7 separate regions of the Mus musculus genome follow, and regions 1, 2, 3, 4, 6 and 7 are each linked to region 5. The links are chromatin loops, found by intact Hi-C in ENCODE. Cell type or tissue: heart. All regions are shown on one strand.

Region 1 (4,000 bases), 550 kb after region 5:
AAAGTGCTTTCCCCATGCCTAGTCCAGCATCTCTCAATGCTTAATGCATACTGTACAAGAGGATTGCTAAGAGAGGGGTGTGCTTCGTGTTGTGATTTTGTAGTGTGGTGCTGGGGCTAGAATCCCAAGCTTCGTGCATTCTGGGCAAGTGCTCTGTCCCTGAGCTACACTGCACATTATTAGCAAAGATATAAACGTTAAAAATAAAAAAAAAAAAGATAAAAGGAAGAAAGAAGAGGAGAGGGGAGGAGAGGGGAGGAGAGGAGAGGAGAGGAGAGGAGAGGAGAGAAGAGAAGAGAAGAGAAGAGAAGAGAAGAGAAGAGAAGAGAAGAGAAGAGAAGAGAAGGAAATCTGACTGTCATGCTGGCGTGTGCCTATAATAGCAGAAGTCAGGAGACCAAAGAATCCTGAGTTTTGAGACCAGACTGAGCTTCAAAACAGAGGATACACAGTGAGACTTCGTCTCAAAACCAAGAATTCATTTAAAATTTAGAAAAGCACCCAAAACCCAAGGCCGATGCCCTATCAGAACCAACTGAATTAGAATGTTTCACATGGTGCTACTTGGACGTCAAGACTCCGGGAGATCCCAATATCCAGGCCCCGTTGCTGTGCCCTTCGGGCTTATTTGTACAATGCAAGACTCATAGCAGTTTGCTGCTAAACAACCAATGAGTGCCGGCGCTTCCCTTTTGCCTATTAGAGAGAGGCCCAGTGTGAAGCACACCCTTCAGACTTGCCCGCCTTCCTCATCTGAGTCTACGTTGCCTCCCAGAACGCCTACAGAAGACTGTCTTTTCTCTTTAACCCTATAAGGAGCTGAGTACTACTGTTCCGGAACACTTTTGCAAGAAGTTTATAAAGTTTGAATTGGTAACTTGAAAGTATGATGTCTACCCAGAACAAACAATCGCTCGCTCTGCTTCTGGGACTCTGGTCAATAAATAAGGAAATGATGTAAGAACAGTAGCTGTCTCTCTCAAGCGTCTTTGATCTCCAGCGCCAAGACGGAAACCCTGAAGTTTCACCAACTATTAATGCTGGGGAGGGATGGGTTCCGGCTGAGCAGAACAGCACCAGTGACCTAAAATGAAGCTGTATAATTAGAGCGTCCACGCATGAGTAATGGTTTTGTTTTCAAATTAAAGCACTGGGTTTGCCCTTGGGGAATTTGCAAAGCTCTCTCTTGTCAGCCTAGGCAGAGGAACCTCGGCACCAGCAAGCGCTGGAAAACTTTTTCCCAAAGTGTCTAGGTCTTGGTGGAAGTGGACTGGGTCGGTTAAACGGAGCACCGGTAGCTATCCGAAGTTCTTCCTTCCATCCGGTCCCCCCCCCCCCCCGAACTAAACAAGCTCTCTCTCCAGTTACCTCCCCCCCTCTCACCCCCTCCCACCCGCCGCGCGAGCGCCCCAATCAGCTCGGCGGTCCCAGCCTAGGGACTCCCGACCCGGGACCCTCGGCAGCACCTACCTGAGCGCTAGGAACCGCTCGCCCAGCAGCGCCAGCCCGATGCCCAGCAAACTCAGAGCCACCATCCGGCCCATGGTGCGGGACCGGCCCGCCGTCTGGCTCGGGCCTGACCGAGCAGCTCCGGACGCTGGGCCAGCTCCCCGCCCCGAGCGCGGAGCCGCGCCCGATCCCCGCCCCGAGCGCCGGCTCTGCAGCCCAGGCTCCGCCCGGCGCCTCGTCCTCGGAGCACATCCGCACATGCCCGCGTGGGAACCCAACTGAACTTGATTCCTTTCACAAACACCCCGCCAAGCCTCCGATCCTCGCGCAGCTGCACCTGCTCAGCTCCCTGAAAACTTTAGGGTGGCCTCTGCGGAGTTCCCTTAATTTAGTTAAGTTTGGGCTTGCTTTTTGCTGTTTTGGCCTGGTGTTTGAGGATACTTTCCCCCTCTGTTGTGTATAATTTTGGCTTTGAGAAGCTAGGAAACAAACTCAGGACTTTGTTCATATTAGGCTAGTACTGAGCCATATCTACAGTCATACACTAGTTTTGTTATTACACATACGTGTGTATAACATTTCTATATTTAAATATAAAATATATTTAGATAGTAATTATTAAACAACACAGAAAGTATATTATATATATATATGAAATCTATTAAAATTGTACTTTTAAATGTTCTTATTGTTTTGAACATAAGGTCTCATGTGGTCCAGGCTGGTAGGGAACTTCTGATCTGTCTACCTCCATATGCCAAGTTCTTGGGCCACTCAAGGCCCTGCCTAGAGTAATATGTTTTGCCTTAGTTCTTTATTTCATATGCATGGTTGTTTTGCTTGCATGTAAGTATATGCACCACATTCATGCCTGGTATCCACATAGGTCAGAAAAGGGTGCCCACTACACCAGGAAATACAGCCAGTGTTCTTAGTGCTGAGACATCTCTCTCGTTCAGACATTTTAAATATTCCTTTCCTTTTTTTTCTTCTTTTAGATGGGAAAAAAGTGGTTCTGGACAGGTCTTATATAAGAAGTTAGAGTTGGAATTACATCCTTTTATATTAAGATTTATAGCCAGGTGTGGTGACGCACACCTTTAATCCCTGCACTTGGGAGGCAGAGGCGGGTGGATTTCTGAGTTTGAGGCCAGCTTGGTCTACAGAGTGAGTTCCAGAACAGCCAGGGCTACACAAAGAAACCCTGTCTCGAAAAAAAAAAAACCAAAAAAAAAAAAAAAGATTTTAGACTAAAACACCACAAACTCGGGACTCACTGGAGTACTAATCAATTTTCTCTTCTTTCTCCCTTTTCATTTTAATACTTATTGATATACACTTATAAAAATATAAAGAGGGAGGGCACTCGTTGAGATTGCGACAGCTACTGGGTATAACTTGAAATCAGTTCCTAATTGTTCCCAGTGCTTAATTCCCACCTGCAATGTTTGCAGAAGCTACACAGTCAGTTCCCGGGGACCATCCTTTTCTGACAGTGTTTTGTTATTGCAGCTCGAGGTGACCTCAGATTTGAGGCTCTCTTGCCTTGCCCTCGTGAGGATTACCAGCAGATGCTGGCACATCAGGCCAGGTTTCTGTTTTGTAACCAACCATTAAGGAAAAGCAGATGCCGGTTTGTACCTGGCCCCTCACCAAAGGGAAAAGAAAGAGATCTTCCTGTTCCACACATCTGTGACCAGCCCTAAGGGACTCTGGGATGTATCCACTGTCTGATAGACAGCTGAACAATTGCTCTTTCAAAGTCCCAGAAGATGTACTTTTTATGCACTTTCCATCACAGATAACTTCGCAAAATACTGTTTGTCAGGGCACACAGTTAGGTGGGTAGGATTGCCAAAGGGATCAAGTGCACTGAAATGTGATTATCGAAGTGCTTTGAAAGTGAGTGTATGCCACAGAAATACAGTAATGACACAGCCCTTCTCATCTTGGCATGGGAGCCACCCTGTGCCCTTAATGGCATCTCTGAGTTAGGTGTGATCTTAGCACAGCAAATCAGAAAGCTCTAGAAACATTCTTTCAAAGGAAGATAAAGGGCCAGGGCTGGTGACTGACTGGAATCTCACCATGAAGCTAAAACAGAGACTGGAGAATATTGGGTTTAAAACTAGTCTGAACTAGATAAAAGGCTGAAGAAAAAAATTCAAATGAGGTTAGGTATGTTATTTAAAGATACATGTAACAACTATAGTGACAACTATTGCTTCTTTTGGTAACAAAAATTTTTAGTAGTTTCTTACCTTCATAAATGAAAGAAATGCAAAATTTCCTTTCAAATCAATGTTTTTTACCTTCATCCAAAATTATCAACAGCTCTGAACTAACTAACCTACTTATTTGTGTTTTTCTTCTCTTTCTAAGTATCCTGCCTCTAAAATATACCCTCGGATCCTTTAAATCATCCACGAGCCTCTTAAGTGAAGAGATCCAACTTGGGATGTCGCTTCTGACTGACTGCATAGACAGGCATTGAATTTTACCATCCGTGGCATGAATCATCAGGAGAAACCTTGCAGATACCATCAAAATT
Region 2 (4,000 bases), 640 kb after region 5:
GTATGTATCTAAAATTTAAATGAGTAAACTATTAAAATTTCAAATAAAAGTTCTTTTAAAAAGTATGTAGAACTGACCCTCAGTGTTGGAAGTCATGGTAGTGGGTGTTGGCAGATTGACTCTCCCGTCTAAGAGTGTGTGAGGGGGTTCTGGTGGGCTTACAACTACTCTGTTGGGTCTGGGTGTTGAATGTGAAAATTGTTATGATTTGGTAAGTTCTGTGCTCAGGACTGGCCAGTTTTGTATATTTACGTTCCACATCAGTACATCAAGTGAAAGGGTATGCTGATTCGCAGTTGCGTTTATAGACATATTTGTTATTGAAAAATTTAAAAAATTCACACTGCAAGTACTGCAGGGATTTTTTTATATCATTTTTCTGAACCTATCCATGATATGTAAATTGCAGCTAATTTGTATACTAGTTAGCACTTGATAATTTTCTGACATTAAAGACACTAATAAGTAAAATTAAGTCTTCAGTTTTGTCTCTAACTTTTTCTGTTGAAAAACTAACAGGGAGAAATTTTAATAATAAAAACTAGCAGGTAACTGCATATTGCCCATGACAGTAACCAGCTGCTTAACTTTGGGCCACATTTGTTCCCTGTGTTCTCTCTGTCTCTGTGCCTCTTGTCCCTTGCTCTCTGTCCTATTTACATGTCTGAACTGTTTTAAAACAAAAGTGTTAAAGACCTTGGATGGAGTTAGCTCAGTAATAAAACACAAGCTGTGTGAGTCCCTGGGTTTGATCCCTAGCAAACACACACACACACACACACACACACACACACACACACACACACACACAAGCACTATGTAAACAGACAGAGGATGTGTGAGACAGTGTGCTAATTGATTAGGCATTGCTTTAATTGAGGACAAACAGGATTCTTTTACAGAACCCAAATACCTGACTCACATTTTCAAATCAATAAGCTCATAGTAGAAAGTAAGATCCAGCTTGTATTTGTTTTTGTAATTTGTTCAAACATGGCTTTTTTTTTTAACTGACTTGAGAAATAAAATGCAGGGTTCAATAAAGTCCACTCACTTGTTGCATTGATTTTCTTGTTTCTTCAGGTTCTTTTTTTCCCCTAAAATGACCCCCCCCCATCATCTCACTACCCCGCCCTGCTTTTCTCATAATATTGAAAAATTTTTAAGTGTAGGTTACTGACAAACCTTCTGTTTGTTTTTAGATGTGCATAATTAGGCTCGATTTTACAGGCTCATTTCACAAAATCATTAAAGGTTTTCAGTAGCACGTGTATCAACAACAGAAACAAATTCTCATTTGGGGCTATTAGTTAGTCAGACTAAGATACTGCGGCTCCAGCCAGGCGCCAGATGTTTTTTGTTGAGGAGAAAACATAAAGAGAATTAAGAGCTTTGTAAATCTTACACTTTCACTTTGGTCTTGTAAGAAATAATTGTGACATTTCATGCTCGGAAATGTGTCACAGAAGCCTTCCTGCTTATCGACTCCACGTAGAGCGGAAGGGACCCGCTTACGTATCTCCAGTTTAAAGGACCTGAGAACTCAGGGAGAGTCTGGGAGGATATTTTGAAGTTTGAAATGATCCCTATATAAATAGAACGGGTCAGCATAACTTTGGGATAAAATTAGCCGGCAGTTTGTGGACTCTCCAGCCTTGCCTGTGTGCTGGGTGCTGCTCTCCTGATAAATCATTGCTCCGCTTCCACAGGGCTCCGAGGATGGACGGCATCACTGCCCCTATCAGCAAAGCTGGAGCTGCCAAATTAGTTAAGAAAGATTTCCTGGAGGCTCTAAAAACAAATGACTTCGGAAAACTGAAGGCTATTTTAATCGAGAGGCAAATAGATGTGGACACAGTGTTTGAAGTTGAAGATGAGAACATGATTTTGGCATCTTACAAACAAGGTAAAAGAATTGGAGAGGTGTAATTGTGAAATTGATACAAAATGGATTTTTAGGTCAGTAGGTCAGCTTTTGTCTTTAAAGCAGTCGTTCTTATTGTTTAAGTGTTTGTTTAGACAGTATTTCTTATTTTTAAAAATCTTCCCTTCCCTTTTAAAAATCAGAGCGCATTTGGGGGTGATTTTCATAGATCCATACAGATTTTTGTCTATGTATTTCTATTTATTGCTCTTTGCCATTCTTGCGCCTGGAATTTGGGACCCTGGGAGGTTGTATTTGTCATGCACGGTGTGTGGGGGACTTCCCTTGTGACTGTGTTGGTACAGAATAAAGAAAAGCCTCTAGGCTCTGCTTAAAGACGCTGAGATCTCTGTGTGACAGTGTGGTTCTCGGTCAGGCTGCTGATTCTTTCCTAACAACCACTTACAGATATATCACCTCCGTGTCCCTGTGAATGAGAAAGGGGACCTTCTTTTCCATTTAGAGAGTTAATGAATGGCGAAAGATGCGCCAGGGGCACTTCGATGGTCTGCATCGGTTTAATGGGTTTCAGTGCAGGAACAAAAGCTGAACTCTAAACACCACAAAGTTAACTTTTATTTTTCTTTTCTGCTTGGCTGCAATAGTAGAGAAAAAAATTGAAAAATTAAAATTCAGAATCTCTGCTTTGTCCAAAAAAAAAAAAATAGGAAATCAAAAATTATAACAAAATTCTTTAAGTCTCCCCCTCCCCTGGAACTCCTCTTTAATAAATCAGAACAAGATTAACACACTCATTCTGATTTCTCAAATCAACTAGATAATGGGAAAACTTCAATAGTTAGACCGTTTGGCGAGCATACTGCAAAGAAAGACTCTATTTACCTTCACTGCTGCCTAGAGAAAATATGTGGGAAAGTCTTGGGAGTCGGGTGAAGGGAGACCTATTTATGTTCAAATATAAATCTGTTTTTTATTCATACAAAATCGTTAGTGTCACCAAGTTGCAGATACAAACACAAGTAGGATTTCTCTCTACCTAATTCTCTGTCATTTCTGAAATAAGTAGAGATGAGTTGAGGTCAGTTGCTGGGCTTGCTCTTTGATTTGTGTTTTATGATAAACTGTCATTGCTGTTTTGTCTGAAAAATTAAGAGTTCTATTTTTTTTCTACAAAGTTGAAAAGATTCTGTTGAAGAACAAATTATATGCTATATAATTAGGTTTCTTGGAACTTATAACTTTGTTTCGTGGTTCAATCTGGATACTAAGTTTATTTTAAAGAAACTTCTATGTGTGCCATATACAACAGGGCTCAGATTCAAGCCAGTAGCTAATGTATTTGATAGCGAGCAGCAAAGACCACCTTTTCTTATCTCTCAGGCAGGTAAACCCTGCAGACAGGCTCGGAAGTTCTGAGACAGGGAACTTAGAAGTTTGGGCTCCTGGAGAGCAGGCTGTTTTTTTCTGTTATCTCTTGGGTATCATAATCCCCAAATGTGAAGAAACTGTGTTTTAAATTCTTCTTGTCAAAATAAGCTAATTCCTGTGGCCCCCGTGGAACTAACTTTTTATTTATGCCGATGATTGTTTTACTAGCATTCAGGCTATGAGGTGTGGCTTTCAGTTAGAGGCAGAGATTTAAACTGTCTCCAAAAGAAAAAAAAGTCTTATGTAGGTGTTCATCTGGAAATATCAGGGTTTGCATTTGTATTTTCAGGGCTGTCCAGGAGATCAGTGTGCGTGTGTGTACATAATATCTATAGAAATAACTTTTCTCTCCATTTACCATGAATATGTAGCTGTGAGTCTGGGGTAGAAATCCCACTTTCTCAAAAGTTACTTGAAACTTTTTCCTAGGTGCCCACCTCCAGGATTAATGCCAGCTTTTTTTTTAAGGTAGGAATGGAAGCAGTGAATAGAACCCTCGCCTCGGCCCTGTAAAGTAGATCTAAGTGGTGATATCAATGTCTTACCTCACAAAGAAATTCTCAGAACAGTGTGGGACAGAGCGCTCTACAACTGGGTAGCTAATTAGTTACTCAGTCCCTTCTGGAGTTTGTCTAAGAGATGGAGCAGCCCCTGTGTGGCCTTGAAGAACATGTGTGGCTGGATTAC
Region 3 (4,000 bases), 150 kb before region 5:
AAAGATACATTTAACTAAAGCAAACTCTAGGAGATGGAGGGAGGGGTGAGCAATAGACTTGAGAACTATTTAGAAGAGACTGAAGACAGTGTAAACATTGGCTTGGATAATCATGTATAAAGTTGAGATTTGTAGGTTAGACGTAGATAGCAAAAGACCACAGATAATTTGAAATCTGAAATGCCAACAATTGCTAACCAAAAACTGTCCTACTGGGGAGAAGCAGAGGGTAGCTCTATAGGTACAGTATAAACACATGAATATGGCCTGACACAGTTGTGTGTGTGTGTGTGTGTGTGTGTGTGTGTGTACAGAAGGTAACTGATCCCTTAAAGAGGACGGGGACCTATCTGATGGTGAGGATGGCTCTGCCAGGAACCACTAGAAGCAGCCTGATAACTGGCACCTGGCTAGTGCTCTGAAGAAGAGGCAAAAAACAAGACTAGAGAAGGAAAAAAACTTGATAGACAAACACCAAATAACAGAAAATTCAACAGCATTTGAACCTACAAAAAATATCAGAAAGTAAAGAAGGTAAAGAGAAAGAGAGGGACAAAGAGAGGGAGAGGGAGAGAGAGGGAGAGAGAGGGGGAGAGAGGGAGAGGAGAGGGAGAGAGGGAGAGAGGCAGAGAGGGAGAAGAGGGAGAGGGAGAAGAGGGGGAGAGAGAGAGAGGGAGAAGAGAGGGAGAGAGGGAGAGAGGCAGAGAGGCAGAGAGGGAGAGAGGGAGAGAGGGAGGGGGAGGGGAGGGGGAGGGGGGAAGAGGGCCGGAGAGGGAGAGAGAGAAAGAGGAGAGTCCTTTGGATTTAACAAGAAATACCCATACCACCAGCAAAGAACCATTCAGTTCTTCAGGACAGAATGGGAACCAAGCAAGTGAAAATTTCAAGTAGCTACTCCTTCTAAAAGAAACAAAGAAGCAAATAACTTGGAACACAGAATCTAGTGGTGGTTTTAATTAAAAAGGGACATTTATCAGTGGAAAGGCATCAGCTAAGAGAGGGACCATTTATAGATGCCACAGGAAAGGGCCATCTTATGTGGAGATATCTACCAGGAAAAGCAGAAATAGGTAGAGGGGTTAACTTTAACACAGAGGAAAGGACAAAGGGGTTCCCAGATTTTCCCAGTATCTCAGAAAGCCTTCTGGGAAGCACAACTAAGTACAACGTCAGGTTTCTTTATTTTTGGCTAGCATTAGGCCAACCCTGGGGGTTAGCTCTGGTTATTGAAGGTGGATCAGAAATTCTAATTTGGTGTTGATGACATCATAGTATGTGTCTAGGATGTGATTGGCAGGCCACATATTGTTAGCCCAGTTATCTGGTTGTTGTCGTATCTGATTCAATTCTGCCAGCATGTGATCAGCCTCAGATCAGAAGAAAGAGCCAAAATTAAGCGACCACTTGCAGGGAACAGTGCCTAAGTGTTTGTACACTTATTTAACTTTATTGCTTATTAGCATTATATCTATGACAGTGATGTATGTGATTTCATTTAAGCGACAAGAATCTTTCATCATCATATGATGATTGTGGCTGGAAACATAATTTTAAAAATCCTTCAGTGGAGAGGATGGGAGTGACTCGACAGGATCTCTAAGTCCCTTTTCTCTAACATTCGAGAATGTTGAGAAGGGTCTGGAAGCACAAGGTTGGGGTTGGCTAAAAGTTGTAAAGAAGACTTGCCAACACCTCCAACTCAACAATGACTTACTTGTTCTAACCACAACATGCAAATAGCCATTCTTGTCTACAAGGCAACTCAAGACCAAGGGTATGAATAAGAATGCTTTTCAAAGGACACACAGAGTGCTGGGTCTATTGATAATCACAAAACATTAACCAAGTTTAAGGATTGCCACAGGCAACCAATCTGCTACCCTGGCCAACCTTAGTGTCAACAAAGATATTGTGTAAACATAAAGGAGAAAGGGGCTCTTATACTGACATCCACACCAACTTAGACACACTGTACAGGATGCATCTACACCCACTGCAACTGGACAAACAGCACATTGGGCAGTTGAGTATTAAACGGTGAACATGGGCCTTACACTTGAGTTGGGTGTTCGGATTTACAGCCACCCCAACACCTGGCCAGCATCTTAGGTGCAGAGGAACTTGCCAGACAGGTCGTGGGTGGCCTGCCGTTAAGGCCCCACGACCGTGGGAGAGCAGAGAGTAGAAAGTCCAGAAAGGGTGTGATGGGGGAAGCAGGGAGTGTACTTTTTTTTCCCGGAACAGTAGTTCTATTGCCCTAACCTGGGCTCAGGTAGCTGCCAGTCCACTTGGGCATAGCCCCGGAGCTGACATCTGGGCCGGGCTGCAGGCCCTGGCCCTCTGCCCCCCCAACACCCATACAGTCACCATGCCTGTGCAGCCGTCGCCGCCCGCTGCCGCCAGTGACCCGGTGACCCCGGAGGCCCGTCTGGGCCCGGTGACCCCGGAGCCCCGGGCATCCGGACCCCCGTCACAGGCGCAGCCGCTATTAAGGCAGGAGGCTACCAGGGAGGAGGAAGGGGAGGAGACAGGCGGCCAGGGCGCCTGGGGCACCGGCACGGCTGAGCAACGGCGGCGGGGTTGGGGGGAGGCCGACGAGGGCACGGGGAAGGCCGGCGGCACGGAGGCCGCAGGCTCGGACCCCTCGGCCCGCGGTTCGGGCGACGGGCAAGGGAGCTGGCGGCCGCTTCTCGGCTGGCTACGGCGCCCGCCGCCCCAGTGCTGCCCCTGCGCGGCGCCCCTTCCCCGCTCCGCCGCGCACTGTTGTCATGGAGGAACCAAGATGGCGGCTCTGGCCTACAACCTGGGCAAGCGGGAGATCAACCACTACTTCAGCGTGAGGAGCGCCAAGGTGCTGGCGCTGGTGGCCGTGCTGCTGCTCGCAGCGTGCCACCTCGCGTCCCGCCGCTACCGAGGTGAGCCGGCCCTCCCCCCGGCCCGGGCCGGCTCGGCCCGGGGGGAGGCGGCGCCGCGGCCCCGAGCGCGGGAGGCCGCCCCCCGCCGCAGCACGCCCACGCGCCGGCGGCCTCCCGCGGCCCCGCGGCGCCCCACGTGCCCGGGCCGACCCCTGCGGGCCCCTGCCCCCAGCCTCCCGCTCTCGGGGCCACCTCCTGCTGGAGCGGGGCTCCGGAGGCGCGCCCGGCCCCGCGCCCCGGTGCAGGAGGTCGAACCAGGGGCCCCCGGGGGCAGCCCTGGCGGCACCGCCTCCCGGATGCTGGGGTCGCACACGGTGCGCCCGTGGGGTCTGCCTCCTGCCCTGCCACTTCAGGGCCCAACGGTTGGACAGCGGCTTGGGCCGCCCTGCTTACTTTTGCCAAAAGGGCCAGTGTGGCTAAAGATGCCCATGGCCCACCTCCCTCCCGTGGAGGAGGTGCCACCAGCCTTTCAAACACTTTTCAAGAGTTTGGGTTGCACAGTTTTTGTTTTTGTTTTTACAAATAAAGACACTGAGGCAGGATTTTGGTTTTTGTTTGTTTCTTAAAGGAGTTAAGGAGTTGACCGGACTAGACGTGAGCGGGCGAAGCAAATAGTTAAGCCTTTTGAAAGCTGGCCTTCAATATGGGTTTACATACTGGTGGAAAGCTGGAAAGGAACCAATGAACTCTTCTCAGAAGGAATTATCCTTCAGTTGTCAAGGGATATTTGCTTGTTTTTTTGATTGATTTTTTTTCCCCTTTCCTTACGATAAATGCCACCAGGACAGTCACTGACAGTAGGAGGGAAATTATAATGATAGGATCTTTTGGTTTTGACCTTTGGTATCCTAAAAGTCATTATATGGACAGCTCTTGGTGACTGTGAGATAATTAGACAAATGTGACAGCCACGTGCACATTAGCGCTGGGCCCATTTATACTGTACAGCCCAGTCACGAGAGTACTAGAGTCTCGGCTGTATTCCCATTTCACATGATCTCTCAAAGTGGAGGCCATTTTGGTCAAACTTGATGGTTTGTTTCTACCTACTCTTGAGTTTTCCAGATCTTAAACTTTAGTATCAT
Region 4 (4,000 bases), 340 kb before region 5:
CTATGGAGAGGCAGATTAGGATAAACCTCACTATTGCTGATCCTTCTCTTACCTGTTAATGGATAGTGCTTATCGGAGAGTATAGTTCTTGTGTCACGAATCTCACTAAGTGTTGTGTCTCAACTAGATCACTCATCATCATCATCATCATGATACAAACAAATGCAAGACCGCACACTCATGTCCCCTCCTGCCTCTGGTTGAAGTTCCCGCCTCTTTTATACTACAGTGCTACTTAAGATTGCTTGAGTGTGCTGTCTTTACTTTCTCTCTTGAGCGTCCTTCGGTCAGGCATCTGATGAGATGAGTCAATCATTGATGATGGCTCTGGTGCCTGCCTTAGCACAGAGCCACAGGTGGCCTCTGAGACTTCATCTTCCTTGGCTTATCATCCCAATAGCAAGATTGGGTACAGCGTTCATTGATGAAAAGCCTTCTGTACTTGACACTGTCCCTTGGGGCTTCTATCTGGCTCACTTTAGTCTTGTTATTTGTTTCTTTCATTTTTTCCCTTCTCTTTGCAGCATTCAAGTGACCCCAGAGCTCAGTTCACAGATTTTTTTCACTTTCCATTCTGACTCAGAGTCAATGTAGTGAGTTTGAAATGACCCATAAATATCTATTTGAAGATTCTCAAGTATATGCATATTCTCGTCCATAACTCATGTGTCTGCCTGTAATATCGTGTTCTACAATGGCATTTCACAGTCAACAAGTCAATTTATTTCATTTAATACATTTATTAGTTGATGTTAACTGTGTAAATATTTACTGTGTGCAATATGATGTTCTCAAATTCCTATACATTGTAGGGTCACTCAAACAAGCTTAATAATATATACATTATCTCTATATTGATCACTTTTGTGGTGAGAACACCAGAGCCCTCAAGGTGATTTTCAAGTATACAGTGTGCTGTTATTAGTATAGTCACCATGCTGTACAATACAGACCAAATTCATTCCAAAATGCAGCTTCCCTCGAGGTTTTTCTCAAAAAGAAAAGAAAGATAGAAAAATCAATTGTTGTGATTGCTCAGCCCCAAATACAGGGTAAAGGCAGATTTTAATCAGAGTCGTTTCCTTAGATGTTCATCTGAATATCTGCAGTGAAGTCTGGCCCATTGTAAGTGATCCATAGATAATAAAGAAAAATTTAGTGCTATAGAGTTACAAATAAAGAACGTTTGAAATAACTGATACCTATCATTTTTAAAGTGAGGGAGAAGAGCAGTGTCGGAAAAAGATCTTGAAGGACTAGCAGTAATGCAATAAGATAAGAAAAATATGAGAAGATGGTCTCATGAGGGGAACAACAGAATTAACAACCATAATAAGCATTATGTGGGACAGTGTGGTACTTTCAGTCAAGTCATAGGTATACGGGAAACAGTTCTAAAGGAATCCTCAAAAACAAAGAAAGGTGTAAGAGTCTTAAGAAGGAGAATAGAATTCCATAGCACCTTAAGAGACTACGAATGTGCTTAAAGACACAAGTGGACGAATGATAGGAGATGAAGAGACAATATGGATATTTGACTCTCTGGCCATAGAACCCAACGCATACACCATACTACTGTACTAAGTTGTGATGCTGAAATTGGCCAGTAGAGGGCATAAAACACTTCCACCTCTACAATTCTCCCCCAGCATCCTTTACTACTACTGGATGGAGCCCTTTCAGATGCTGAGAACCAGTAAGCAAGAGAACTGCTTGAGACAAGAACACTCTGTAAACAGAGTTCATTTCCTTTGCCTTAGTGATCTTATGTGGAAACAAAATAGTCATTTGATTCACCATTGGCATCATCTTTCAGTGGAATTCCACCACAAAGGGCTTTGCTGACAGTGATAGAAGCTGGATGTAAAAGAACAGAGGCGGGATAAAATTTCACCAACACTAAATTCTTCCTGTAGTCAAACTCACTTCCAAGAAAGAGATGAAAATCCCTTTCTCTTCTCTGGCCTTCACCACGCAGTTTTGTGCAGTCCTAGGACCCTAATTCTTTCTTATCTTATTAGTTTTGCACAGACCTGTCTCTACTGTCATTTCAAATAAATTTTGAAGCAAGATATAACTTACGAAAGTCAATGTAGTTCATAAAACTACTAGAATTGAGAAGAATGCATTGTTACTAACTTACACGTAAACTTTTGGTACTGTTAGTACTGGGCTTCATGATTTACAGTTCCAACGCTCTCTCAATTATTCATTATTGCACAGTTTATAAGAGGGCACAAAGTTAGCAATAACAATTACATTAATGATAGAGTGAGTTATTTAAATTAATTTTAATAGTCATTATATTTGTGATGACAATTATGGTTATGACTAACTATGATTACAGCAGCCATTGTAATCATAATAAGCTCAAGGATGGTTTAATTCTAATGACTTCATCCTAAAGAAATTAGAATATAGAACTGTAAGTGAATGCAGCTATGCTTGTTAGATAGAGGAATGTTTTTGAATATTGGTTACTGGATATTAACCTTCTCCATGAAATCAATGACTTTTTTTTTAAATAAAACCAGAATTGTTGATTAGATGCTATAATCAAGGGAAGGGGGGAGGGGGGAATGTGTGTTATTCTTAATTTTATAAGTCTTAAATGGAAACTATTTGGATTATAGGTGATATGCTGAAATGACCTTGGTGTTTTTCTTAATTCCACTTATCAAAGTGATGAGAGCCTTTGAGGCACTAAGGAAGAGCATGTCCAGCTATCATGAAAATATGGAATTAGCATACATGGAACTTTCTGGGGATATTTCTATGGGAAGGTATTCTGGAGTATTGTCCTGTTTTCATATGCAGAAGTAAGAACTTCTTGTTAATCGTGACAACAACCCCATGTGTGTGCACAGTAACTCCAAAAATGAATGGGTGTGGTTTGACAATTGATAAGTCTTACAAAAGTCAGTACAATTTCCTGCTGGCCATCTTGTCTACCCTCGACTCTCTCCAAGGGTATTCTCTTCATGCCCCGAAGGCTTGTTGTTTTGCAGGATTCCTTGGATAGCATGGTAAAGCTGGCAATCTGGAGTGAGTTCACCTTCAGACAAGCTGAGCCAACATGGTCTTTGTGGGGGAGAAGAAAATGTCGAATACCAAATTTATAATAAACATGAGATACACTCATTTTCATGCAAATTTCTTGCAGATGGAAATTTCATTTAATGATGGCTGGCTGTGGAGTCCAGCCAAGGGTTTGTAAATACCAAGAGGATATCAGTATGTGAGATGTCCTCACTAATGAAGTAGTCATACACATCACCACCACCACCATCAAAGATGATAATTTCTAATAAAAATATCTGAAGATGACACGAAGTTACTCTCTTTGAGCCAACATTCGTTGGCATAGAATCATGATGAAAACTTGACTCTTCCAGAGGGGTCAGGACCAAGAGCAATTTCTAACAGAAAAGATCTGGGTAAAAATGTCAGCCAAGAATTTGTCAAAATTCTGTTGATTCTCTACTCTCAGGCTTCCTTGGAGGTGTTCTGAGCCACAGAGGATGCTGTTCTTTCATGCACAGTGTGGTGCCCCAGGCTAGCTTACTACTCCAACCCCAATCCTAACAGAAAACAGTCCACACAAGAAAAAGACTGCTTTCTGCCCAATTTGTAAGTGTGGTTTTACACAAAGAAAGGCACTACCGGGCTGCCTACAATTAATTTAAGTATTTCAGCGATGACTCCCAAGTTTATCTTTTTTTTTAAGGAATTCAGATTATTGGGGTGAAGTAGAAATGACAACTGCTGTTGTCTGAAACAGAAGCACGAGACACCAATATCTCCCCTGTGGTTCCAAAACTCCTGTTGACACATTGATAAAGGGAGGATGTTCCCGGACTGGACTGAAATTCTCCTCCTGAGAACAAGTGAAACCAACATAAGCCTTGAGCAGCCCAAGAACAAATGAAGAGGAAATGACAAGCAAGTCATTCATACAGCTAGAGAAGGAGGAATTAATTGATCAAGGGGAAATGTTTAA
Region 5 (4,000 bases):
CAGGGGAAGAAATTAATTTGATTCAATATTTAATTTTGAGAAAAAAAAGTATATACAACCCTATAAAAACCCATATTCTTTAGATCCCTCTGTAAGCATAGAGGGAAGTCTGGAAGGGCAAACCGCACTTTGCCGACACCAGAGCAAGCCAAGGATGTCACAGGTGATCTTGGTTGCCTTAGTAAGGTACCTTCTGGAACTTGGACCATGAGAGAGAATTACTATTATTACACAAGTACCAACAAAGCCATATCTATTTTTTAGGCCGTCAATCAATCAAAAAATAAAAATACTGGCTAACATTTTGAAATGAAAAAGTCAAATAAATTTAAGCTCTGAAAGATGGGTGATTTTTAAAACTTGAATTTTCCTTACTTTTTAGATCCATGTTTTCTGTAAGTGTCAGTTTTTTAAAAGTGAACTCTTAAAAAGCTCTCAGTGAACAGCTTGGTGAATTAACTTTGAGGGTGAAAGAAATTGCTCGTAAGCATATGAGAGTCCCGCAGTCACCGGAACAGGGACTGTTAAATAAACATTGTTTTAAAATCCTGGAATCAGTCTGTCTTGCAGAAAAGGATAAACACTTTTAAATTAAAAGTAATGATTATGTTCGCCCAATTTCCTAGATAAATGTCCTTTGCTCTTGGAAATCTGCACTTATTTATTTCTGGAGGTCAACATTTAATTTCTAATAAGTAGATTCCCAGGAAATGAATGAGTTTTGCTTAGTGCTAAAAAGCTTAATGCTTTGTACAGCGCAGGGTCCTGTCGTTCACAATGGGTCAAAGTCTTGTTTTTCCTTTAAGGAAAAAAAATGCTGCAGAAGTATTGCTGAAATATGCTCAGTTTTAGTCTTTAAAAAACAAATATGTTTCATCTGTGATTTATAAATCTAACTCAGTTGTAGACAATTTGATTTTCCTTTTAACCTTAACTTTTTTGACAAAGATTAGCAACAGATTGTTAATTTTCTCAGCACCTAAGACTTTGAGCAGCTTAGGTGGGAATCCGAATTAAGGTTTTATTTAACATCCTTTCCCAGTCAGTATTTGAATGCCTTGTTCCTTTGCAAATTTCTCTAACAAAACAACAACAACAAACAAACAAACAAAAAAAATTTACAGGTTTATGTTTCAAGCCAAGGAAATGCTTGGAGCTGAGTCTCGGTGACCTGTTTCAAAGGTTTGAACCTACAGTTACTGCTCCCCAAAACATTCATTCACCCACAAGATTTAGAAACATAAAACGGCGCGGGGTGGGGGGGGAAGCTGAGGTCTCCGTGTAAACCTCACAAAGTCCGTAGCTGAAGGCTTCCAAAGCCCGCCAAGAACATTGGAAGCATCCACAGCTGTTTTCAATTGTTCTTGCTTTCCCTTCGTAACGTATTTAGTAGGGCAATGGGTGCTGTTTGCAGCATCTCTGGCCCCCAGCCATGGTTGACCCTGACCTGCACACCGCCGTTTGGCTCCCAGAATTTCATGATCCTGCTTCCGTGTTCGGTAAAACCTAAGGAAAAATCAGGTTCGCGCCACCAGGAAATATGCTTTAAAAAAAAAAAAAAAAAAAAAGCGCGCGGGGGGGGGGGGGCTTCGATCTTTTAAATGTCACATTTTGGTGGTCTTTTTCTCTCTCAACCAGATCCCAGAAAATGAGAAAAGATGTACATCTTTGTGTAAGAGAGAAAGCAGCTGGCCAGACATGTCCTTTGGTTCACATCTAGGCCAGGGAGTCTCAATTGTGGGATAAAACCCCCATCCCCACCCCGAGGGGCAACGACCCCCCAAGTCTGTTTCAGGGATCAGAAGATGTCCACCACTAGGCTGGGGGGGCGAGGAGGGGCGCCCTTCTTAATGGAAACTGGAGCTGAATTCCTGCCCTGCTGGACAGGGAGGGGCCGTGGGGGTGCAGAGAGAAAGAGAAGGCCAGGGGTCAAGCCTGGGGAGGGACCCACTTGGCCCAAAAGGTGGGCTGCAGGGTGTCCTGAAAGAGGGGTGCTGTGAGGGGGAGGCATTGGGCATAGAGCGGGACTAGCACCCTTTGGGCACGCCCTGGTACCCCGGAACCCGAGTGGGGGAGTGTGAGGCGGCGGCCTGTGGGCCCCTGAACCTCCATGTCGCGCGCAGGCCACTAACCTGTCAGTAAGAATGTGCCAGTGGTCGCGGGGCTCATCTTGAGTGTCCCCCGACCCTTTCCCGTCCAAGCACAAGGGTCTCCCAGCTCCCACCACCAGAATAATAGCATTCTTGGCCTGCCTAAGCCAACCGTCCTCGATCCTCCCCTCCCCTCCCTTTCTTTTTTTCCTCCCAGCTTGGCCAGTTCAGCATCGCGCACCCCCCCTTCCTGAGCCCATGCTGCCCCTAGCGGCGGGCCAAAGCAGTGCATGCCGCGCCCCCACCCCATCCCCCAAGGCGCCCGCCCACGCGCCCCCCTCCGCCCCCGCTGCTCGCGAAGCACGCTGGGATTTGGCGCCCCCCCTCCTAGGATCTCTCTATATAAGGCAAGCAGTCCGGACTCCCGATACACGCGTTTCCAACTTGAGTTGGTGTGTGTCGAAGAATCCTGACCAACTACGACCTGGGGAGAGCAGCCAACCGAGAAGGTCCACCGAGCCTCGCCTAGGTCTGCTGCGCGGGCTGCGGTCCGGAGCCTTCTCCGGACCGCGGTCACCCAGTGGACCGGGCCGTCGCGGGACCCCTCATCCTTCGTGGCATCGCAGAGGAATCCTCGTGTGGTGAGTATGGTTAGGATTTTTTTTTTTTTTTTAACTCCAAGAAAACGGTCACACGCAATCCCCGTTTTACATCGGGAGCTGCGGGAGATAAAAGTAGCGCCCCCCAAAATATCTCCTCGCAAATTTTGTCAAGCCTTCAGTGGCCAGATCCTGAGACGAGAGCGTGGAAAGCAAGTCTTCACGGCTTCGGGTCCGCGAATTCGGTTTCCACGACTCGCGTCCAGAAATGGTCGGTAGACACATGAGCTGCGGACAGCGATGAGCTGCAGACGCACATGAGCTACTGACCGAATTGTGATGAGCTCCCCAAATACGCTGCAAAGTGACTGGCTCTGCACTCTTAAGTGCCGCGCTACGAACGGATTGCACTGCAGACGGCCGCGTCTTGCGCTGTGATAAACTAACGGGCGCTTCATGCGCTACAAAATCCTAATAGGCGCTTCATGCGCTACAAAATACTCATAGGCGCTTCATGCGCTACAAAATACTCATAGGCGCTTCATGCGCTACAAAATACTCATAGGCGCTTCATGCGCTACAAAATACTCATAGGCACTTCACACGCTACGAACTGATGGGCGCTTCATGCGCTTCGCTGTACTAATGGGCGCTTCATGTGCTACGATGTACTAATGAGCGCTTAATGCGCTTCGCTGTACTAATGGGCGCGCCATGCGCTTCACTGTACTAATGGGCGCTTCATGCGCTTCAGCGTACGAACGAGCAAATGAAACGGGCGAACAGGCGAACCTGTGAACGGGGCGAACGGGGCGCTTCATGCGCCACAAACCAGCCCGAACTACGGTGATACCCAAAACCGATTCGTGTTTCACGTATTCAATTTGGAAAGCTGCAGGAGAGTAACCAAACGCAAAAGCGCAACAAGAGTGAATTTAGAAAATGCGCTACAAACTGCGGCACAGGCATAAGACCTGCAGCCTCTTAAGTGACACAGAAAGTAGCGTTGGGAAGACGAGAGAACGTATCTCTCCTTGGTGAGGGGACAACACAGTTCACCTTTCGGGTCAAAACTGGCTCCGTTTTCCTGTCGGACGGCTATCTGCATGATGGTGGTGGTGCTGGTGGTAAACAAAATGGAGCCCTGGGAGGCCAAAATTGGTTTTAACATTCTGCCCACGTAACTCCTGCTTATGGCAGTGGAGTGGAGGGGTGCTGGATTTTGGAGATGGCGGAATGGCCTGCCTTGTCTAGTGGTGATTGATTGAGGTGACGGTGACGGTGCACTGGACTTGGGGACACGAATGGGTG
Region 6 (4,000 bases), 190 kb before region 5:
GTGCTATGCATTAGTATTTAAAAATTAGCTGCTTTGGTTAGAGACAGTGAGTAAGCCTCTCAGGGAAGGCAGGGAAGGCTGCGCAGCCAGCTGTCACTCGGCTCATCTGGACAGAAGTCTTCATATCGCTCAGCCGCATCTCCGTATCTCTGAATACATATTAGTGTTGCCCACTAGCCAAGCCAAGCAGGGTGCAGCTGGACAGTGAACTGTAGGGTTTCCTTTATTAAAAAATGATTGAGACGATGTCATTCTTTGTCTAACATCATCTTTCATGTTCTTGGCCACACGTCTAACATGCCAGATATTTGAAAGCTTTTATCAGAAAACGCTGGCTCCCTCAAGTCAAAGGCATTATTTAATTTAGTTCTGGAGTTGGTTGAGAAAAATTAATTTTTGTTTCTATTAATTCTGCAGTCATATCTGTGTTGTGGGTGGACTATTTAACAGCTCACGTAATCAATAAATTACCGCTAAAGCACGGGCTGTTAATCAGAGACTCTCGCATGTGAGGTTGTCTCCTTGTTTATTTTCACAAGCTTTTCCTTCTCAAGAAACTGCCATCTTGTGACGGCAAAGCAACAGGATGTCACACAAAGCAGTGGCTCCTTGAACATCGTGTTTGTTCCTCATTGGAGACTCACATATCTCGACAAGTACCGATATCCAAAGCATTCCATCACCTTCCACCACTCTTGCATGTGGGAAGCGGTCCACAGTATCTGTTGGTTACTGTGCTAAATGCCACTAGGATAGGTACTCACATGTCTGGAGTATTCTACAAAGAAGATAGAACACTAGGCTTTCCACCATTTTCCTTTATAGAGAAAGCAGATGAGAGTTATCCATATGCTATTGGGTAGTACTATGTTTTAACAGCTGAACTAAGATATAACTAACACAGTGCTCTGTCTGCAGGTATTTAATACACAATCTTGCTATATCTACGAATGTTACTGTTTTGAAGTAAAAAGTTAGAAATGAGTGAAGAAAACTGCTCTGTGTTTACACTACAGAAATCACAAATAAAATCTCTGCACATGCCCCTCCAATCTCTAAAACTATATATATGTGTGTGTGTGTGTGTGTGTGTGTGTGTGTGTGTGTGTGTATAGTAGATAAGGGTTCTTTCTTTATCAAAATGTAAGTCAACTGTGTATGCTGTGGTGTATTTTTCAGACATTTTACTAGTGTCATGGACAATTTTCATGTCATTAAATATCACCCAAAAGATGATTATTAATATATATCATACATTTTTGTTTATCAATAGCAAAACAATTACAAAATAAACAATGAAGAAAATAATCATTAAGGAAAATTTTCAATTGCAGCAACATTCTAAAATATGGAAGTTTTTTTTTCCACAACCCTTAGTATAAGGAACTATTTAAGGTCTTAGTCACATTTATAGATTTTGTGGTGTGTGTGTGTGTGTGTGTGTGTGTGTGTGTGTGTGTGTAAAGTTATACACCCTAGTTTGGCTGTGAGGTAAAATGTGCTTTTCAAATGCTAGCAGGCCTTTTGCAGAGATGTGCTTTCCTTCTCGGCACTGGGCCTGCAAAGGGTATTTTCTTATTTATTTCATGGGTGACGTTCACATGAGGAAGTTTTCTTTTATATTTTGCTTGGCTTTTTTGCCTTGATTACACATTCATGTGTACATTTCTACTTGTATAATGTGCAACTCGTCACATCTGGAAAGTGTTTGGATGTGACGTGAGGTAAGCAGGTACCTTTGCCCCTAGGCTGACACGGGGTCTCTATCACATCATAAATTCTCCTGCGTGCAATCGAATTTTGATTTGTGCCAGTGGAGTGACGAAAACTGCAGCTCACTCCCTGAACTTTCTTCCTTTTCTACCTGTCCCCTTTAATGTGGCTGTGATTTAAAGTGGTGGGCTTTTTTCTTACACACCATAAAGCATCGTTATTAAAGTCTTACATTTAGATTTCTAGACACACATACCTGGTAAGGTAGTGCAAGCATACACAAAAAACAAAGGCAGAGAGGAAGTAGTAACCGCTTTCATCTTAGAGCTCAGTAGCAAAGAATGATAAAACACTGCGGTCCTTTAAATTCTGCAACTATTTTTCACTTTCTGGGTTTGTAGGGGTGGGGTGGGGGTGTTGTAAACACAACTCTTTAAAAGGTTTCCTAAGAGTGACTGTTTTCTTTTTCCAGCCAAGATACTAACTGTGAAATTCCTTATTCTTCCAGTAGAGTTTGAAACCACTCTTTGAAAGAATTTCAACATGCAAATTCACACTCTAAGAACAGAAGGCCTCCCGCCACCCAGCCCCAGTTACTCATTAAAATGGAAGTGTTCTGCTTCCACCAGCGGGTGGCAACCTCAACATACACAGCACAGTCTTGTCAATGGAACCACCTCGTGCAAAGACGAAATTGACCCCCAGTGTCTGACACCAGTGTCTGACTCCAGCTGCCGTCATTGCCCTTTAGCTGCGATAAAAAACAACAAAGGCCAGACCTCAAGAACTAATCACAACCAGAAACACTCTGCAACAGGCAACCAAATTACCGCCATTAAACGTGGGTCCAGAAAATCAACCATCTTTTTGGTTGTGAGTTTAGAGTTTAGTCTTTAAACACACGCACAAGAACACGCACACGCGCGCGCACACAGAGTTTGGCAACCTCACAGTTAAAAGGATGCATAGATGCAAAATAAGGTAAAATGTGTGTGTGTGTGTGTGTGTGTGTGTGTGTGTGTGTGTGTGTTTGATGCAATAACAATGAGAAAGGGCAGCCATGGATTTGAAAGAAAAAAAGGAAGACGAAACAAAGTATGTGGGATGGTTTAAAGAGAGGAAAGAGATAGGAGAAATGCTGTAATCATATTGAGAGGGAGAAAGGGAGAGAGAGAGAGACTGTGCATCTCTCATGCTCCTAAACTTACTCTTTTCATATTTTCAGATAGAATTGCAAAGAAAGTTCACAATAAATCACCTGTAATTTTAACTGTTGCTTAAAGTCAGTATAGAAGGTGATGAGGGTGACCACTGTGGTGAGCAATGCACACATTTGAATTGTGGGGGAAATGTGTGAGGACCTTAGGTAGCCAGGCTTGCAGTCCAAGGCAGTGGGAGTAAAGGAGAGCTCTCAGGGGCAAGACTTGAGAAAGACTGTGTGAATTAGCCCTTTTCATATGTCTTGGAAGCAAAAACAAAGGTCAGATTAAACTCATAGCTTCTTTTCTTTTTTTTTAAGAGCACAAGTTTATCGTACCAAGCATCAGATCATGAAAAGACAGCACTGTAGGACACTATCAGAGACAATTTGATCTATATATTTATATGCTCAGTCTCTAAGACAAATAAAACAGACCCAGGGTATTAATTGGGGAGGGTGGGGAGAAGAACCACGCCTTTCTTGCCCTGGTCATTTGGAATGAACTAAATGACTATCATTTGACTGATCGAAAACCTCAAAACCAAGGTAGACTAAAGGGCAGAGAGCAGGGCCAAGATGGGCATTATCCTCAAATCTTCCATGAAGTCCTGGGCGTTCTGTCCATTCCATATAGCCAATGCTCTGCAGCTAGCCCTGTGGCTAACCAGCACATTGGTCTCTCTTATTTCTATTGAAGCTAAAAGAGCAGAACAACAACAAAAAATTAATAGAACATTTGGCAAAATGGTAAGCACACCTTCAAGCTGAGTTAAGTCAAGGCTTAGTAAAAACAGAAAACAAAAACAAAACAAAAAGAAAAAGAACCTCCTCGGGCAAATAACAATGGCAAAGATGATAACACTGAAAAAAAAAAGAGAAATTGAAAAAGTTATCCTACATACAAGAGTAAGGGCCACTGGAGTAGGAAGTCCCTCCATTCAGCCTGCAGGTCTCTGATACTCAACATCAAACAGAAATCTAAAGGCTCAAAGAAAGACTTGCTCACACAGCATCCACTGGGGTTCTAGAGTGGCAGGCACTGCTTTATCCTGACCATTTTGCACATTTCACAGTGTATCTAAACCC
Region 7 (4,000 bases), 1.3 Mb before region 5:
AGCAGTGAGGTAACAGACCCTAGCCTGCCTCTTGCTTCTGTGATTTGAATACAGAATGAATGTGTATACAAAGGACACAGGCAGTAGGAACACCTGTTATATGTTCTGCGAGAACACAGGGCTGTGGCTTTCAAATAGTTTCTTGGTGATTCTCAGTAATTTTTCAGTATTGCTTTATAAATTATACTGAGTTATTCACAATAAGAAGGAGGAAGATACTCTCTTTGCGTGGCCTCGTGATAAATAAAACCCAGATCTACTTTCTTATCATGAAAAATTATGCCATTATTTTGAAATTTGAAAAAAATACTTTCTATGAAAATTGAAGTACTTTATGAATTTCCTAAGTAGCCATTTTTCTTCACAAAATTATCATGTGAATTATCATGTAAAGACTGTACCAAAGAACCAAAACAGAGTATTAGAGATTTTTTGTGTTTTATTTTCTATTACAAATGGCTGTGATGGTTTTATTGGATCTGTGTATTCATCTCACTTTCTTAAAAAAAATAAATCACATGTCGTTTGCAAGTGGAGCTGAGGCATACATTTTACATAATGACAGTGTGTAGCACACAGCAACAGATAGTACTTGGGGTCATATTTTCTCAGCTCAAGCTTAGAGGAAGTGAACTAGTAACCATTAAAATCTTGCTTGTGTGTTCTGGCTGCATCTTCTAGCTCTTTTCAGTGCCATGAAGTAGGTGGGCTGAGAACTTTGCTTAATTCAGTAAGTTCCAAGAGAGCTATTGTTTGTAAGAAGGCTTTGGTCCACACTTTCTGCATGGAATGGAACATATCTAGAAACATTTGACCTGAAGCTAGTAGAATTCTCAATATAAGTAATTTTTAACAGGATAGTCTCACTGAAGAAATTCAGTGATTAGAGTGTGGGAGTGAAGGAAGGCATGGTTTTTCATTTTAACTGCTTCAAAGAAGACTGTTATTCAAATATTATTTAAAAATTAAAAAAAGAACAATTGTTATTCTGGAGAACAACTTTGGAAATACTCTTGATGTCAATGTTCCCAACTTGTTGAAGATGTGTCTAAAGGCAAAGACACTACTGTTGGGAAACCTGAGTTCTTTATACAGTTCAGTTGCTTTATAATGCTTCACACCTCAGAAATATGTCAAGGGCATCCTCAAGCCCAGGCAATGACTACAAGTTTCTCCACACCCTCTAAATTCTGCACACATACATATTCACTTCAATGTATTTACTTAGATATATACTTTCCTTCTCAGATCCTTGACTACAGCGAACAATCTTAGTCATTGACATCCAAGCATAATTCTCATTTTTCTTAACATGTTTCCCCAGAAATAAACCCCTGTGCTCTTTAGTCTATGTTGTCTGCTCCTTAGCCATTCCTTAAGAATTTCACACAAATTTTCATAACAGACTGCACAACATCCAATTGGAAAAAAAAAAACCCATAGGATTTAAATAGATACCCCACAAGCTCCTTCACTCCATTTAGATCATTCTTCATATTGATCAAATAAGATCATTCTTCATATTGTCCTTAAACTAAAAATGGCTTATTATGAGAGTTCCAGGATCCTTGGTAAGATGTGGGAAACGAAGACAGTATGGAGGGGTGCCCCTAGTATCAAATATATAGCATTTAAAGGACTTACGAATATTCCAGTATTTTCCACATTTTATATTAAAATGCCAACTTTTGTGACAGAAAGAAATAGTAGGTATTTTAATAAGGACTTAGATACAAGAACGATCCATTTTTGTGCTCTTTTCCCTGTTATTATATACATTCAAATTTTTGCATTATATGTGTGGTTTGTACAAGAACTGTTCACATTAACCATGCGCCCTCTAGTGGTTTGCTGGTAAATATAACTGTTTGTGACAGTACTGGTGAATCAGGAGTTGAACATTGAAATCATACAGGCAAATTTAACTTCAAGAGCTCCCAAAATGACAGAATTCCTAAAATAGTTCCAAAGAGTTTTCTAAGAAAAGGAAAATTCTCCCAGAAATATGGCATCACTTGGAGGCAGTGGCAGGGAGATCTCTGAGCTTGAAGCCAGCCTGAGCTATATAATGAGATCTCCTCTGGGGTTGGGAGGTGGGGTTGGGTTGTCTTAACACAGTATTTCATAGCACAGTTGATAATCTACCATCTGCTTCTGTAATAAAAAAAAAAAGGTCCCATATCCTCGACTGTTTACTCACCTTAGTTATATTTGCATTAAAATGAATGCACTAAAACCATTTCTGTGCATAACGATTACATTAATATAAGGAGTCACTGAAAGTGTGTGGGTGATGAGGGCAGGACTGCTTTCTGGTCTTGCCAATCACACATGGTTTACTGTTCATTTACATTATTGGGCTGGTTTTGTTGTACACAGTGAGCAAGCATCTACTACAAGCATTTCAAGCAGCTGTAATCTTTAATACAGACCCCTTCATATCTGTAGAATTATTTACACTAGGAGAATCAATTGGGGGAAATCCTCAAGATTACATGAATGGTTGTATCTAAGGTGAACTAACTTTGTAATTACATTGCTCCCAAAGAGAAGTGCATCTGCAGGAAAAGCCAGCCACTAGAGGAGGCAACTGCATAGGCGATTTCTGAGCTAGTGTCCAACCCTCCATACAGTCAAGTTTATGCTTTGCTTTTATAATAAAAACATTAGTTATTAGTTTTTATAATACGTTAAACTAATGTAGTTAAAAGGCACTGGTGTCCTGATTTAGGAGTCACTCCTCAGCATAATACCGGGAACCTTTAAGCATTTAAGTCATCAGTTTATACGTCTAACAATCTTAGGTAAGTATCTTAACTTCTCCATGCCTGTTTCACCATTTTTTAACATGAAGATGATGGTAACTCCAGAAGATGTTCATGCATACGAGCTTGCGGGTGTGTTTCTTGTGTTTTTCTTTCTTTCCTTTTCAATCTTTTTGTTTGTTTGTTTGCATGTTTTGTTTTCTAGAGGGAGAAAGAAAGAAGGTGCGTGGAAGCAAGTGTGGCGGTAGGGGCAGATCTAGGATGAGTTGGGGGAGGGGAGACCTGATCAGAACATATTGTATGAAAAATTGTAGTACAAAAACAAAACAAAACAAGGAAAAGATGCTCATGTAGATAAATGCATAAGGTCATACACATGAAGCCATTAACAAAATTTCTCCCAATTCGTAAGTTTTCATTGTTACCTATTGTTATTAGCTCTGGGTTTGCTGCCCCCCACAGCAAAGTTACCCCGTTACTTTCTCCTTTATACTACTAATAACAAGATCAGGGCTTTAAAGTGACAAGTGCCCTCATACTTACTGACATCTGCCTCGACTTGCCTTTGCTAAAGCAGGTAGAAAAATGATAGGTGGGGTAGACGAAATCCTTTGATTTTTCTAGAGCGTTTTCAGGAAATGCCAAGAATGAAGAAGAACCTACGGCTGGCCATCAGTATCTTAGGGGTCCTGCCTCCCACTTTCCTCAGGGCACACCCAGAGCCACTGGGAAATTCCTTGTCTTAAGTCACCTTTCCAAGTGCTCTTTATGGAGGTCAATCAGTCTCTTTCCTCGCCTCTCTAGCCCAGGTGTGCTTTCTCTTGCACTCCTAGAGGGCATCTTGTCAAAGTGGACTATCTACAGACGCTTCAGAGTTGTTTAGTTCAGTGGCCAGACTACCTAAGTCATAGGTATTCGCCTCGCCCAACGCTCTTCCAAGTCCAGGTAGTGGCTCTGGAACAGAAGGAGTCCCAGTTCATTGAAGCGACTGCTTCTTGGGAAATGTAGTACTGAAGTTGGCCTCCTCCTTTGATTGCAGCCGGAAAACTACATTTCCCGTCATGCTCGGGGAAAGGAAGGCTGACCCAGGCGGGCAGCTCCACGTGACGACTCACTATGGCTTCCCTGTGTTGTAGCCGGCTGTCTGGTGGGATTATGTGATTTGTTACTTCTCCGAGGCAGGGTAATTGTCTCTCGACTTCGACATGCAAAAAATCAAATCTCTCATGACCCGG

Evidence for each region. A loop is a pair of places that touch in the nucleus more often than their neighbours do. Peaks named below come from ENCODE experiments on the same cell type or tissue, not always from the same donor. Only the 100,000 strongest peaks of a DNase experiment are listed, where the experiment ranks them.
Region 1: a loop joins it to region 5, with 6 times the contacts of the local background. A loop is called at or near these places in 2 of 42 quality-filtered maps.
Region 2: a loop joins it to region 5, with 4 times the contacts of the local background. A loop is called at or near these places in 13 of 42 quality-filtered maps.
Region 3: it touches region 5 in a loop (2.9-fold over the local background); 8 of 42 quality-filtered maps call a loop at or near these places.
Region 4: a loop joins it to region 5, with 2.1 times the contacts of the local background. A loop is called at or near these places in 2 of 42 quality-filtered maps.
Region 6: it touches region 5 in a loop (2.2-fold over the local background); 4 of 42 quality-filtered maps call a loop at or near these places.
Region 7: it touches region 5 in a loop (9-fold over the local background); 2 of 42 quality-filtered maps call a loop at or near these places.

What each region holds. Positions count from the first base shown.
Region 1 is chr6:5,296,742-5,300,741 of GRCm38, forward strand. Pon2 (paraoxonase 2) reads right to left here and starts at 1,599. Exons shown (of 9, transcript NM_183308.3): 1 at 1,471-1,599. The coding sequence starts at 1,544. Gm52887 (a long non-coding RNA gene) reads left to right here and starts at 3,546. Exons shown (of 4, transcript XR_003956397.1): 1 at 3,546-4,000. In heart, a CTCF peak has its summit at 1,724; DNase peaks (open chromatin) are centred at 690, 1,030 and 1,630; H3K4me3 peaks cover 1,997 bases; H3K27ac peaks cover 1,614 bases.
Region 2 is chr6:5,388,890-5,392,889 of GRCm38, forward strand. Asb4 (ankyrin repeat and SOCS box-containing 4) reads left to right here and starts at 1,521. Exons shown (of 5, transcript NM_001355662.1): 1 at 1,521-1,906. The coding sequence starts at 1,720. In heart, no CTCF peak of the experiment used is centred here; a DNase peak (open chromatin) is centred at 1,642; H3K4me3 peaks cover 2,831 bases; H3K27ac peaks cover 3,367 bases.
Region 3 is chr6:4,598,387-4,602,386 of GRCm38, forward strand. Casd1 (CAS1 domain containing 1) reads left to right here and starts at 2,525. Exons shown (of 18, transcript NM_145398.4): 1 at 2,525-2,915. The coding sequence starts at 2,783. In heart, no CTCF peak of the experiment used is centred here; DNase peaks (open chromatin) are centred at 2,405, 2,995 and 3,115; H3K4me3 peaks cover 2,053 bases; H3K27ac peaks cover 2,258 bases.
Region 4 is chr6:4,406,315-4,410,314 of GRCm38, forward strand. The region is part of intron 3 of Gm46948 (a long non-coding RNA gene); the gene reads right to left. Among named protein-coding and RNA genes, the nearest start is that of Gm33788, 17 kb to the right of the region's middle. In heart, a CTCF peak has its summit at 1,602 (motif pointing right); no DNase peak of the experiment used is centred here.
Region 5 is chr6:4,744,848-4,748,847 of GRCm38, forward strand. It overlaps Sgce (sarcoglycan, epsilon), which reads right to left and starts at 2,357. Exons shown (of 11, transcript NM_011360.3): 1 at 2,133-2,357. The coding sequence starts at 2,241. Peg10 (paternally expressed 10) reads left to right here and starts at 2,459. Exons shown (of 2, transcript NM_130877.2): 1 at 2,459-2,731. In heart, a CTCF peak has its summit at 2,319; DNase peaks (open chromatin) are centred at 2,314 and 3,464; H3K4me3 peaks cover 3,630 bases; H3K27ac peaks cover 3,827 bases.
Region 6 is chr6:4,555,533-4,559,532 of GRCm38, forward strand. No RefSeq gene overlaps it. Among named protein-coding and RNA genes, the nearest start is that of Gm33959, 30 kb to the right of the region's middle. In heart, a CTCF peak has its summit at 2,344 (motif pointing right); no DNase peak of the experiment used is centred here; H3K27ac peaks cover 399 bases.
Region 7 is chr6:3,494,553-3,498,552 of GRCm38, forward strand. It overlaps Vps50 (VPS50 EARP/GARPII complex subunit), which reads left to right and starts at 3,841. Exons shown (of 28, transcript NM_024260.5): 1 at 3,841-4,000. The coding sequence starts at 3,971. It also overlaps a transcript of Hepacam2 not described here. In heart, CTCF peaks have their summits at 1,844 (motif pointing left) and 3,750; a DNase peak (open chromatin) is centred at 3,819; H3K4me3 peaks cover 732 bases; H3K27ac peaks cover 499 bases.